4 separate regions of the Homo sapiens genome follow, and regions 1, 3 and 4 are each linked to region 2. Evidence: chromatin contacts called from ENCODE Hi-C or POLR2A ChIA-PET data. All regions are on one chromosome and are shown on one strand. Each heading gives the region's core, a stretch centred on a gene start or an enhancer-like site at or near the end of the contact. The rest is flanking DNA. Distances are from core to core; before and after follow the strand shown. Region 1 holds the start of KEAP1 (kelch like ECH associated protein 1). Region 2 holds the start of FBXL12 (F-box and leucine rich repeat protein 12). Region 3 holds the start of KRI1 (KRI1 homolog). Region 4 holds the start of RAVER1 (ribonucleoprotein, PTB binding 1).

Region 1 (2,700 bases), core at 31-2,530, 680 kb before region 2:
TTAGTAGAGACGGGGTTTTATCATGTTAGCCAGGATGGTCTCGATCTCCCGACCTCGTGATCCGCCTGCCTCGGCCTCCCAAAATGCTGGGATTACAGGTGTGAGTCACCGCGCCCGGCCCCGCATTTAGTCTTAATGATAATCTGGTAGGTAGGTGCTATTATATTATTACTTTTTATAGAGAGGAAACTGAACCATAGAGAACTAAGTAAGCGCCCACGGGCACTGAGCTGGTAAGAGGCAGATCCAGGGTTTGAACCCCCCAAAGACGGGTGCCACACGCCTCTTGATAGGAAGTAAATCAAAAATAAAGACAAGGAAGGCCGGGCGCGGTGGCTCACGCCTGTAATCCCAACACTTTGGGAGGCCGAGGCGGGCGGATCATGAGGTCAGGGGTTTGAGACCATCCTGGCCAACATGGTGAAACCCCATCTGTACTAAAAATACAAAAAATTAGCTGGGTATGATGGCGGGCGCCTGTAATCCCAGCTACTCGGGAGGCTGAGGCAGAATTTTTTGAACCCGGGAGGCGGAGGTTGCAGTGAGCCAAGATCGAGCTACTGCACTCCAGCCCAGGTGACAGTGAGAGACTCTGTCTCAATTAAAAAAAAAAAAAAAAAAAAAAGACAAGGAAAACCTGAGGCCTGGGCACAGCGCCTCACACCTATAATCCCAGAACTTTGGGAGGCCAATGGAGTCAGGATCTCTTAAACCCAGGTGTTCAAGACCAGCCTGGGCAACATTGCGAGACCCCATCTCTACAGAAAAACAAACAAACAAACAAAAACTAAAAATTAGCCGGGTGTGGTGGCGCCTGTCTGTGGTCCCAGCTACTCAGGAGGCTGAGGTGGGAGGATCGCTTGAGGCCAGGAGCTCAAGGCTGCAGTGAGCCGCGATTGCGCCACTGCACTCCAGCCTGGGCGTGCAGATCAGAGCGAGACCTTGTCTCTAAAGGAAAAAAAAAAAGAAAGAAAGAAAGAAAAGAAAAGAAAAGAAAACCTAGCGAGGTAGATAATTTTCCCTAGATCCTGCGGCCGCCGGACCACGAGGCCGGCGCTGTGCGTTGTTAAAAGGAGAATAGCAGATGGTGGCGCGCAGCCCCGCGAGGAGACATCCAGCAACGAAATCGGGAGATGGAAGGGACAGTGAGAAGGGGGGCCTGGCTGTGCGCCCCCGCCCGATGCCCCACTCCTCGCCGACGGGCGCCGGGCACCTGCGGGAAGGGCGGGAGAATCGCCGCTCCTTTCCCGCCGCGCCCTTTCCGCCCTCTCCCCGCCTCCTTTTCGGGCGTCCCGAGGCCGCTCCCCAACCGACAACCAAGACCCCGCAGGCCACGCAGCCCTGGAGCCGAGGCCCCCCGACGGCGGAGGCGCCCGCGGGTCCCCTACAGCCAAGGTAAGGCAGGAATCTCCTGGACTGGGTCGCGGTCCCCCGGCTTCCCGGAAGCGCAGTGCGCGGGTGGCATCACTGTGCCCGGAGCCCCTGCGCGCCCCGGCCATCCCCACCCCGAGGGACCCCCTACGGAGGCGACCTGGGGGCTGAGGTGAGCGCTTGGGCAGCAGCGACGGGGAGGGGTGTCCACCCCACCCCTGGTGCGGGCCGGGGCGCGCAGGCCTGGAACTCGGGGTTCAGACTCCCCGCGACTCGGACCACGCGGCTAAGCGCGCTCAGGGTCGCGTGCCCCCGCCCCGCCGCCATGCTGGGCGCCGTGGTGGCCGCGCAGCTGGGCGACAGCAGGCGTGGGCGGGGGTGGGGAGCGGCCCCTCAGCGGTCCCTACCGCCTGAGGCCAGGGCCCGGGGACTTTTATTGTGACACGGCGGGCGCCCGGCTCTGCTTAGTCATGGTGACCTGCGCGCGCTCCGCGCCTCCCCCACGCGCAGCGATGGAGGCGCCGGGGCTCGGGCGGTGGAGGCGGAGCCGGAGCGCGGCCATGGCGGGGTGAGTGAGGCGGGATGTGCCCGGGCTGCGGGCATCGCGGGCCGCGAGCGCCCCTGCGGCCGTGCCCGGAGACCAGGAAAACGGGCGCCACGGCCCAGGGCGCCTCCGAGTTCCCCGCCAGGACTCGGAGGGCCAGGAGGGCGCGACCTGGGTGGATATTTTTGTTGGACGGCGCAACTCTTGGGGTGGCCCGGGAGCGGCGGAAACCGAGCGAGAGAACCAGGAGGCGCTGCGCAGAAGGAGGCCCGGGGGCTCCGAGGCGTTGAGGGGCTCGATCTGCGTTCTGGGGTTGGCAGCCGAGAGGCCGCGGTGGGGTCACTTCCTCGCCTCACTGGGCCTGGTGGAGGCTCAGGAGGGGCATGCGCAGTCGCCCACTTGCCGCTTTGTAGGGTGGGGGAAGTGCCCGGTGCCCAAGGGGCATTGTTGACCGATTGGCCAAAGACCAAGAGGCAAACCCAGGGCCTTGGCACCAGAGTGGGGGCCGAGTGGCACCCAGGGAGGGTGGAGGAGGCCGCTCTGGCAGGCACGGTGGCAGGGCAGTTAGCCAACCACCCGTTTATTGACCCCTGCGCAGTGCCAGGCCCCAGGCGAGAGGCACAGGAGAGGGTTGGCCCGACGCCGACCTACATAGGTCTCCCTGCCATTTGAGGCGCTGGGGCCGGGGACGAGAGACAGTCGATCAACAGACAAGCAAAGGAGGTCATTTCAGTTCCTGACAAGCGCAGTGATGACAATAAAACAGGGAAGAGGAGACTTTGAGT
Region 2 (2,700 bases), core at 126-2,625:
AGTGCAGGGCCAGCCACTTGTCCAGAGGGCCACGATTGGGGATGTACTTGACCCCACAGCCATCTGGGATGAGCCGCTTCTCAGCCACCATGTCTTCAAATTCATCAGCATTGAACTTGGTGAAGCCCCACTTCTTTGAGATGTAGATCTTCTGGCGGCCAGGAAACTTGAACTTGGCCCTGCGCAAGGCCTCAATCGCATGCTCCTTGTTCTGCAGCTTGGTGCGGATGGACATGATAACTTGGCCAATGTCAACCCTGGCCACAGTGCCCTGGGGCTTTCCAAAGGCACCTCACATGCCTGTTTGGAGCCTACATTGTGGTAGTGCAAGGTTAGAAACATGAACATCCATCGGAAAGGCCTGTCTCCAAGGTCCCTTAGAGCAACCCATACAACCAACAGGCTGCGTACACTACCAAGGAAGCTGCTGTGTGCAGCCATTGCACACACACATTTTTATAGTTTCTTGGTGGACTTGCCAATTCAGAAAATATCTGTAGTATCAATGAAAGTGAAAAATTCAACAGGTCCTTTGGCCACGATATTCCAGTAATACAAATTTATCCTTGTGCATAGACATCAAGAAGCATCATTAAGTAAAAAAATAGAGTTCTCTGACTCTCTACCAAGCCATTCGCTCGGGGCCAGACCCACAGGCCTCGCCCCGCCTCAACCACGCCTTCATGGCGTAGTCTTCTCCCTGTCTCCGTCCCCCGCTCCCCACCTTCCGAGCGTCTCCATCGCTCCCCAGCCACGCCCTTGGCGCCTGGTCCTGCTGCAGCCTGGTTTCCGTCCAGACCACGACCTCTCGGCTAGGTCCTCGTCGTCAACCCCGCCCCCAAGGTCTCGCCCCGCCCCAGCCCCGCCTTCCAGCGGTTGTCCGAGCCTCTACCCGCCCTAGCCACGCCTCCAAGGCGTGGTTCTCGTCTGCAGCCCCACCTAGGCCTCGCCCCGCTCCAGCCGCGCCTTCCGGGCTTGATCCTCGCCCCACCCCAGCCACGCCTTCTGGACTTGGTCCTCGTCTCTAGCCCCGCCCCCTAGCCGCGCCCCAGCCCCGCCTTCTGGACTTGGTTCCGTTCTCTGGCTCCGCCCCTGAGCCTCGCCCAACTCCAGCGACGCCTTCCGGGCTTGGGCCTCGCCTCTAGCCCCGTCCCCGGGTCTCGCCCCTCCCCAGCCACGCCTTCCGGACTTGGTCCCCGTCTCTAGCCCCGCCTCCGATCCTCGCCCCACCCCAGCCACGCCTTCCGGACTTGGTCCTGGTCTCTAGCCCCGCCTCCGATCCTCACCCCACCCCGGCCACGCCTTCCGGACTTGGTCCTCGTCTCTAGCCCCGCCTCCGAGCTTCGCCTCACTCCAGCCCCGCCTTCTGGACTTGGTCTTAGTTCCCAGTCGCGGCCAAATCACGCCTCAGCCACCTCCCGCAAGCCTCTCACTGCCTCAGCCACGCTTTCCAGGCTGGTTTCTGGTCCCCATCCGCGGCTGGTCCGGCCCTGGGACCGAATCACTTCCCAGCGAGAGGAAGGTCAAATTTCTCGACCGGCTACGGGAAGGTCGCGGCCGCCGCCCTGTCAGCCGCCTCGGCGCCCCCAGGACCCCTCGGGTCTCTTTAACCGGAAGCGGAAGTGCGTGTCGGCGGGATCATGGCGACTTTGGTCGAACTGCCGGACTCGGTCCTGCTCGAGATCTTCTCTTACCTCCCGGTACGGGACCGGATCCGCATCTCCAGGTGCGGCCCCGCCTCCGGGGGGAAGGGCAGGGCGGAGGGCGCAGCTGGCACCTGGAGATGCGATGTGGCCCGGGGCTGGGGTCGTTCTAACCGCGCGTCCCCTCCCCCAGGGTCTGTCACCGCTGGAAGAGGCTGGTGGACGACCGGTGGCTGTGGCGACATGTCGACCTGACGCTCTACACGGTACGCGCAGCTGGCCGGGCGGGCCTGGGCCGCGGTCGCGGTGCCCGGACCCCGAAGACCACCTCTCCCACCCTGGGACTGTGTGTCGGGGCCCGGGCTGGGGATTTAGAGCCAGGCGATCCGGGGCCTATCTCGGCATCATCGCTTACCAGCTCCTCTTCGACCTCAGGGCCTCAATTTCCTCATCCCTGCAATGGGGATAAAGGACAGTACCTGCCTCACGGGGCTATTATGGGACTTCACTGAGATCACGCAGGGAAAGGGCTTAGAACAGTCTGGCACATATTTATCATTCGATAAATGCTAATTTATGACTATGTTATCAAGTTTTTGTTTTGTTTTTGAGACAGAGTCTCGCTCTGCTGCTCAGGCTGGAGTGCAGTGGTGCGATTGCAGCCTCGACCTCCCAAGCTCAAGCGATCCTCTCGCATCAGCCTCCTGAGTAGCTGGAACCACGGGCGCTCGCCACTACACCTGCTAATTTTTTATTTTTTGTAGAGACGGAGTCTCACTATGCTGCCCAGGCTGGTCTCGAACTCCTGGGCTCAAGTGATTCTCCCGACTTAGCCTCCCAAAGTGTTCAGATTACAGGCATGAGCCACAGCAACTGGCTCAAAACATTTATAGATATATTTGTTGCCCTTTTTGAAACTGTCTTCATAGATAATTGCTATTATAAAGTGAATTTGCACCCTTCCTTTTACGTTACTTCATATGTGTGTGTCCAAAAACAATTATAGTGTTAGTAATGTATTTCTGAACTTCGGGTAATGCTGTTCTACTATTTAGAT
Region 3 (2,700 bases), core at 128-2,627, 750 kb before region 2:
TGGAGCTGCTGAAGCAAGGTGCCAGCCCCAATGTCCAGGACACCTCCGGTACCAGTCCAGTCCATGACGCAGCCCGCACTGGATTCCTGGACACCCTGAAGGTCCTAGTGGAGCACGGGGCTGATGTCAACGTGCCTGATGGCACCGGGGCACTTCCAATCCATCTGGCAGTTCAAGAGGGTCACACTGCTGTGGTCAGCTTTCTGGCAGCTGAATCTGATCTCCATCGCAGGGACGCCAGGGGTCTCACACCCTTGGAGCTGGCACTGCAGAGAGGGGCTCAGGACCTCGTGGACATCCTGCAGGGCCACATGGTGGCCCCGCTGTGATCTGGGGTCACCCTCTCCAGCAAGAGAACCCCGTGGGGTTATGTATCAGAAGAGAGGGGAAGAAACACTTTCTCTTCTTGTTTCTCCTGCCCACTGCTGCAGTAGGGGAGGAGCACAGTTTGTGGCTTATAGGTGTTGGTTTTGGGGGTGTGAGTGTTTGGGGGACGTTTCTCATTTGTTTTTCTCACTCCTTTTGGTGTGTTGGACAGAGAAGGGCTCCTGCAGGCCACAGCCACCTAAACGGTTCAGTTTCTTCTGCGCCTCAGGCTGCTGGGGCCTCAGACGAGACCCAAGGGCAGAGCATTTAAGAGTGAAGTCATGACCTCCAGGGAGCCTAGAAGCTGGTGGCCTTGGCCGGCTGTGCTCAGAGACCTGAAGTGTGCACGTTGCTTCAGGCATGGGGGGTGGGGGGAGCGTCCCAAATCAATAAGAAGGTAGAATGAGTTATGAGTTATTCATATTCTGTTGGAAGCTTGTTTTCCAGTCTCTTGTACAGCGTTTTAAAAGAAATGGATTCTATTTATTATGCTTTATTGGAAAAAATGTTGTAATAATTTAATGTTTTTACCCATTAAATTAAGACTTGTGCATGATCACAGCACGGGTGGCTTCTGATTTTTGAGTCTGGGATGGAGAGTTACACATCCCGGATGTTGATGGGGATGAGGACGGGGGTCGCGGATCGTGGATGTGGTGGGTGAGGGGAGAGAATAGTAATTCCCAGGGCGCCAGGGTGAGTGAGCTGGGTGGGGCAGCGGTTTTCGCTGTCGGAACGGAAGGGAAGCAGGAAACCGCGAGTGGAGAAAGGGCCCCCAGATGTCAGCTGGGTGCCCGGAGCACAGGGGGTGGGGCGGGTGGGCGGTGGCCGCGGCCTTCCCCGCAGGGGCGTAGCCGTGGGCGGTGACTGCGGTGATGAGGCGAAAGGGATCCCGGAAAAGCCAGGGGCGGGGTTAGCAGCGGTACGCCTCGTTTACAAGTGGATGCGGGCGGGACTGAGGGCGGCCCCGCCCCGTCCAGGGCTTCCTCAATGCGCGTGCGCAATGGGCCACAGAACCGCCATGCCGGAACCGCGCGGGTCGTCGCAGCTGCGGGTGAACGCGGCGTTTGCCGCGCGGTACAACCGCTACCGGGAGCGCGAGGAACTGCAGCGGCGTGAGTGCGGGGCGCATGCGCGCGGGAGCCTGCGCGCGCCGGCCGGTTGGGAAGTGGGGAGTCGAGTGGCCCCGCCGGCTGACCTGGGGGGGGGCATCCCGTCTGTGTCCCGCAGTGAAGGATCGCTACGGGGACCGAGACAGCAGCAGCGACTCCAGCTCCGAGTCGGACTCAAGCGACGAGCGCGTGGTGCGCGTCCCCGCCCCGTCCTGGACGTGCGGAGGCGTCCAAGCCCCCCTCTGCACCCCGACCCCGATGTAGACGGGGGGGAACCCCCAACCCCAGAGCGCCCTGCGGGAGCGTCCCATCCTCCGCTCCCCATCCCATGAGGGACAGACAGTGCCCCCCCTCTCCCCAGGGGAGCCAAATCCCCGTTATTTTCTCTCCCCTGCCACGATCCCCACCTGCCCACTCTGATGTGTGGGGCGACTCTGTCCCCCAAGAACCCCCCCTTTCCTCTTTCATCCTCAAGAGTCTAGCCATTTTTTAGTGTACTCCTTGCGCCACGTGGGGCGCCCAACTTCTCACATCAGCCCTGATCCTGGCCCCACTGTGCGGCCTGGCCCAGCCCCTCCCCGCTGTCTCTCTTGTGCCCTCAGCCCACCTGCCCCTTGTCAAGTCTTTGTCTTCCCCAGGAATTACCTTCTCCTTGCCCCTCACCTTCCTCTACCCATATCCTGTACCTACCTGTGGCCTGCCCCTGCCCACCCCAAGAGGGCCCCTCTCCCTCCTGCTGTTTGACCACCTGTTTGACCTCCCCAGCCAGATCCACCCCCCTCCATCCTAATCCCTACGCTGAGCTCACCTGCTGGCGCCAGGGCTCTTATTATCTCCCTTCTGAAATCTATCCCCAACCCTTTTCCTGCCCTAGGAATTTGATCCCCAGCAGGAGCGGGACTTTTACAAAACGCTCTCCTTGTTGAAGAAGAAGGACCCCCGCATTTATCAGAAAGATGCCACCTTCTATAACAGAACAGGTCCGGGGCCACTCCTGTCTAAACCTCTCCTTCCTCTGGAGCAGAATCCGGGGTCCTTTCCTGACTGTGGATTCAGAGAAGTGACTTGACTTCTCTGAGCCTCTTTTCCTGTCTGTAAAGTATATCTAACGGTAGCATCTCCCCTCAGGGCTGTTTTAAGGATAGATTGGGATTTACCCAGTTTACACAGTTCATCTGTTTTGACTATTGAATGAATTGCTTCACAAGTCACAAGTCCTTAG
Region 4 (2,700 bases), core at 1-2,500, 510 kb before region 2:
CCTAGGACCCATTGTGAACCTCAGCGAGCCCACCGCCCATGAGGGGTCCACAGTGACCGTGAGTTGCATGGCTGGGGCTCGAGTCCAGGTCACGCTGGACGGAGTTCCGGCCGCGGCCCCGGGGCAGCCAGCTCAACTTCAGCTAAATGCTACCGAGAGTGACGACGGACGCAGCTTCTTCTGCAGTGCCACTCTCGAGGTGGACGGCGAGTTCTTGCACAGGAACAGTAGCGTCCAGCTGCGAGTCCTGTGTGAGTCGGTCACCCTGACCTTTAATCCCTCCACCCCTGCCCTGGAAAGATTAGACGCTCCTCTGCACCACTGTGCCTCGGGTGTGTTGGGTGTCTGATCACACATGGTGGTTCCACAGATGGTCCCAAAATTGACCGAGCCACATGCCCCCAGCACTTGAAATGGAAAGATAAAACGAGACACGTCCTGCAGTGCCAAGCCAGGGGCAACCCGTACCCCGAGCTGCGGTGTTTGAAGGAAGGCTCCAGCCGGGAGGTGCCGGTGGGGATCCCGTTCTTCGTCAACGTAACACATAATGGTACTTATCAGTGCCAAGCGTCCAGCTCACGAGGCAAATACACCCTGGTCGTGGTGATGGACATTGAGGGTGAGCTAACACGGGGCTGCGGGTCTGGACCGGTAAGCCGGGGGGCGGGGGGGTTGGAGACAGAAGGGACGCATATTGACTTAGCGCTTTCTCTGCACAGCTGGGAGCTCCCACTTTGTCCCCGTCTTCGTGGCGGTGTTACTGACCCTGGGCGTGGTGACTATCGTACTGGCCTTAATGTACGTCTTCAGGGAGCACCAACGGAGCGGCAGTTACCATGTTAGGGAGGAGAGCACCTATCTGCCCCTCACGTCTATGCAGCCGACAGAAGCAATGGGGGAAGAACCGTCCAGAGCTGAGTGACGCTGGGATCCGGGATCAAAGTTGGCGGGGGCTTGGCTGTGCCCTCAGATTCCGCACCAATAAAGCCTTCAAACTCCCTAATCTGTGGTTTGATTCCACCCGCGCTGCAAGTCTCTCCCACCCAGGTGCACATCCACTGAGTAGCGTCGCTGCGACGGAAGGGGGCGGGGCCTGTGGCGCGCAGACGCAGCTTGAACTCTTGAGAGGTGGGCTGGGGCTTAGCCAACGGGGCAAGGGGGGCGGGAAGGAGGTGGGGTTTCTCCCAGCCAATCGACGGGCGCGCCCTCGTTGCCGCTCTATGCCGCTCCGCCCCGGCTCGCTGGTCCCAGAAGGCGCCGGGTTTCCCAAGATGGCGGCGGACGTGTCCGTTACTCACCGGCCCCCGCTGAGCCCTAAGTCTGGGGCCGAAGTCGAAGCCGGCGATGCCGCGGAGCGCCGGGCGCCGGAAGAAGAGCTGCCGCCTCTAGATCCAGAAGAGATCCGGAAACGCCTGGAACACACCGAGCGCCAGTTCCGTAACCGCCGCAAGATACTGATCCGGGGCCTCCCGGGGGACGTGACCAACCAGGTATTGGGGGGGGCGGTGTAGGAGCGTGGCGGGAAATACCACGGTGCGCGTGCGCGGGGGGAACCGGGCGACACCAACGCTGAGGTGCGCGGGGGTCGTTGGCGGGGGCGCCCAAGCACCGGATCCACGCGGGATCGGGAGAGACCAAGAGCGGGACGTGGGGGGGCGATGATGAAAGGGGAAACCGACTGCGAAGTGAGGGAGGGCGTTGCTAGGGGCGACCACAGGCTTGGGCGACACCAAGTGATGGAAGCGGGCGGGGAATGGAAGGGGGCGGACAGCTTTGGTCCTGTTGGGGAATTGTGAATGGGCTGGTACATTGGACCACCAGTTGCCCCCTGCTTGGATGATGCTTTTCTCCACCCACTCTACCACAGGGTGGCGGGACCTCACATCCAGAAGTTTCAGGACTGCGGAGAGTACGCCCCTCCATATCACGCGTTTATTCACTGCTCTCAGAGATAAATCCGGAAGTTAACAGCAGCCCCTGGGTCTCAGCCCCCAAAACCTCAGGATTAATTTGGGAAAATGGGGTCTTCTGCCACCAGCCTACAGACCTACAGGAAGGAAGCGAGGCCTGTGTTCTATGGAGCCCCTCGTGGCTAATCTTCCTGCTAGGAGTGCCCTTCTCATGGGGCCAGCATGGGGCAGCGCTTCCCAATGCTCTTTGGACCCAGGGAAATGGCATCTATACTGCCCTGCCCTATGGCGGTGAAATAGGTTCTCGCTTCCTGCTGCTGAGATTCCCTGCTCTCCGGCCCACCAGCACACCGGGTGGGCACGTGGCTAGTGGAACCCCAGGGATGTTGGGAGGGGCTGAATTTGGGGACAGATCGGGACAGGGATCATTAAGGATGGTCAGGTTTCTTTCTGGGTCTTCCTCTCAGTGTCTGCAGTCTCTCAGCTGGGAACACATTGTCTCTCCTGCAAGATGCACAGTGTGTCTGGTCCCAGCAGGCGCCAGCACTTTGCCTTCAAAGCTGGCTTGAGAGGCTGGGCATGGTGGCTCATCCCTTTAATCCCAGCACTTTGAGAGGCTGAGGCAAGAGGCTGTATTGAGCCCAAGGGTTCGAGACTAGCCTGGGCGGTATAGTGAAACCCTCATCTCTACAAAAAATTTTTAAAAATTAGCCAGGCATGGTGGTGCGTGCCTGTAGTCCCAGCTACGCAGGAGGCTGAGGTGGGAGGATCACTTGAGCCTAGGAGGTTG

The links. A loop is a pair of places that touch in the nucleus more often than their neighbours do. ChIA-PET counts read pairs that join two places held with the same protein, here RNA polymerase II (POLR2A). Pooled maps may share reads with other maps.
Region 1: a loop to region 2 is called in a pooled map, with 7 times the contacts of the local background. The contact joins the promoter of KEAP1 here to the promoter of FBXL12 in region 2. A Hi-C loop is called at or near these places in 4 of 50 pooled maps.
Region 3: a map of naive thymus-derived CD4-positive, alpha-beta T cell shows a loop between it and region 2 (8-fold over the local background). The contact joins the promoter of KRI1 here to the promoter of FBXL12 in region 2. A Hi-C loop is called at or near these places in 1 of 168 maps with a recorded cell type or tissue (naive thymus-derived CD4-positive, alpha-beta T cell) and 9 of 50 pooled maps. POLR2A ChIA-PET finds 5 or more read pairs at or near these places in 1 of 52 experiments (naive thymus-derived CD8-positive, alpha-beta T cell).
Region 4: a map of CD4-positive, alpha-beta memory T cell shows a loop between it and region 2 (9-fold over the local background). The contact joins the promoter of RAVER1 here to the promoter of FBXL12 in region 2. A Hi-C loop is called at or near these places in 1 of 168 maps with a recorded cell type or tissue (CD4-positive, alpha-beta memory T cell) and 8 of 50 pooled maps. POLR2A ChIA-PET finds 5 or more read pairs at or near these places in 5 of 52 experiments (CD4-positive, alpha-beta T cell, GM12878, HEK293T and 2 more).

Annotation. Positions count from the first base shown.
Region 1 is chr19:10,501,936-10,504,635 of GRCh38, reverse strand. KEAP1 (kelch like ECH associated protein 1) reads left to right here and starts at 1,280. Exons shown (of 6, transcript NM_203500.2): 1 at 1,280-1,395. RefSeq lists silencers at 1,265-1,884, 1,895-2,174 and enhancers at 2,013-2,568, 2,545-2,700.
Region 2 is chr19:9,817,754-9,820,453 of GRCh38, reverse strand. FBXL12 (F-box and leucine rich repeat protein 12) reads left to right here and starts at 1,375. Exons shown (of 3, transcript NM_017703.3): 1 at 1,375-1,726; 2 at 1,837-1,909. The coding sequence starts at 1,641. It overlaps LOC124900430 (small nucleolar RNA SNORA70), which reads right to left and starts at 500; the gene lies at 360-500. It also overlaps the pseudogene RPL10P15. RefSeq lists silencers at 814-963, 1,184-1,273, 1,724-1,883.
Region 3 is chr19:10,564,687-10,567,386 of GRCh38, reverse strand. KRI1 (KRI1 homolog) reads left to right here and starts at 1,377. Exons shown (of 19, transcript NM_023008.5): 1 at 1,377-1,481; 2 at 1,597-1,670; 3 at 2,353-2,458. The coding sequence starts at 1,388. CDKN2D (cyclin dependent kinase inhibitor 2D) reads left to right here. Exons shown (of 2, transcript NM_001800.4): 2 at 1-927. The coding sequence ends at 329. RefSeq lists enhancers at 1-188, 1,137-1,704, 1,907-1,956, 1,705-2,272 and a silencer at 1,107-1,636.
Region 4 is chr19:10,332,079-10,334,778 of GRCh38, reverse strand. It overlaps RAVER1 (ribonucleoprotein, PTB binding 1), which reads left to right and starts at 1,250. Exons shown (of 13, transcript NM_133452.3): 1 at 1,250-1,490. The coding sequence starts at 1,272. ICAM3 (intercellular adhesion molecule 3) reads left to right here. Exons shown (of 7, transcript NM_002162.5): 5 at 1-251; 6 at 371-619; 7 at 720-1,003. The coding sequence ends at 922. RefSeq lists enhancers at 1-225, 850-989, 1,230-1,449, 940-1,856, 1,857-2,700 and a silencer at 1,622-1,845.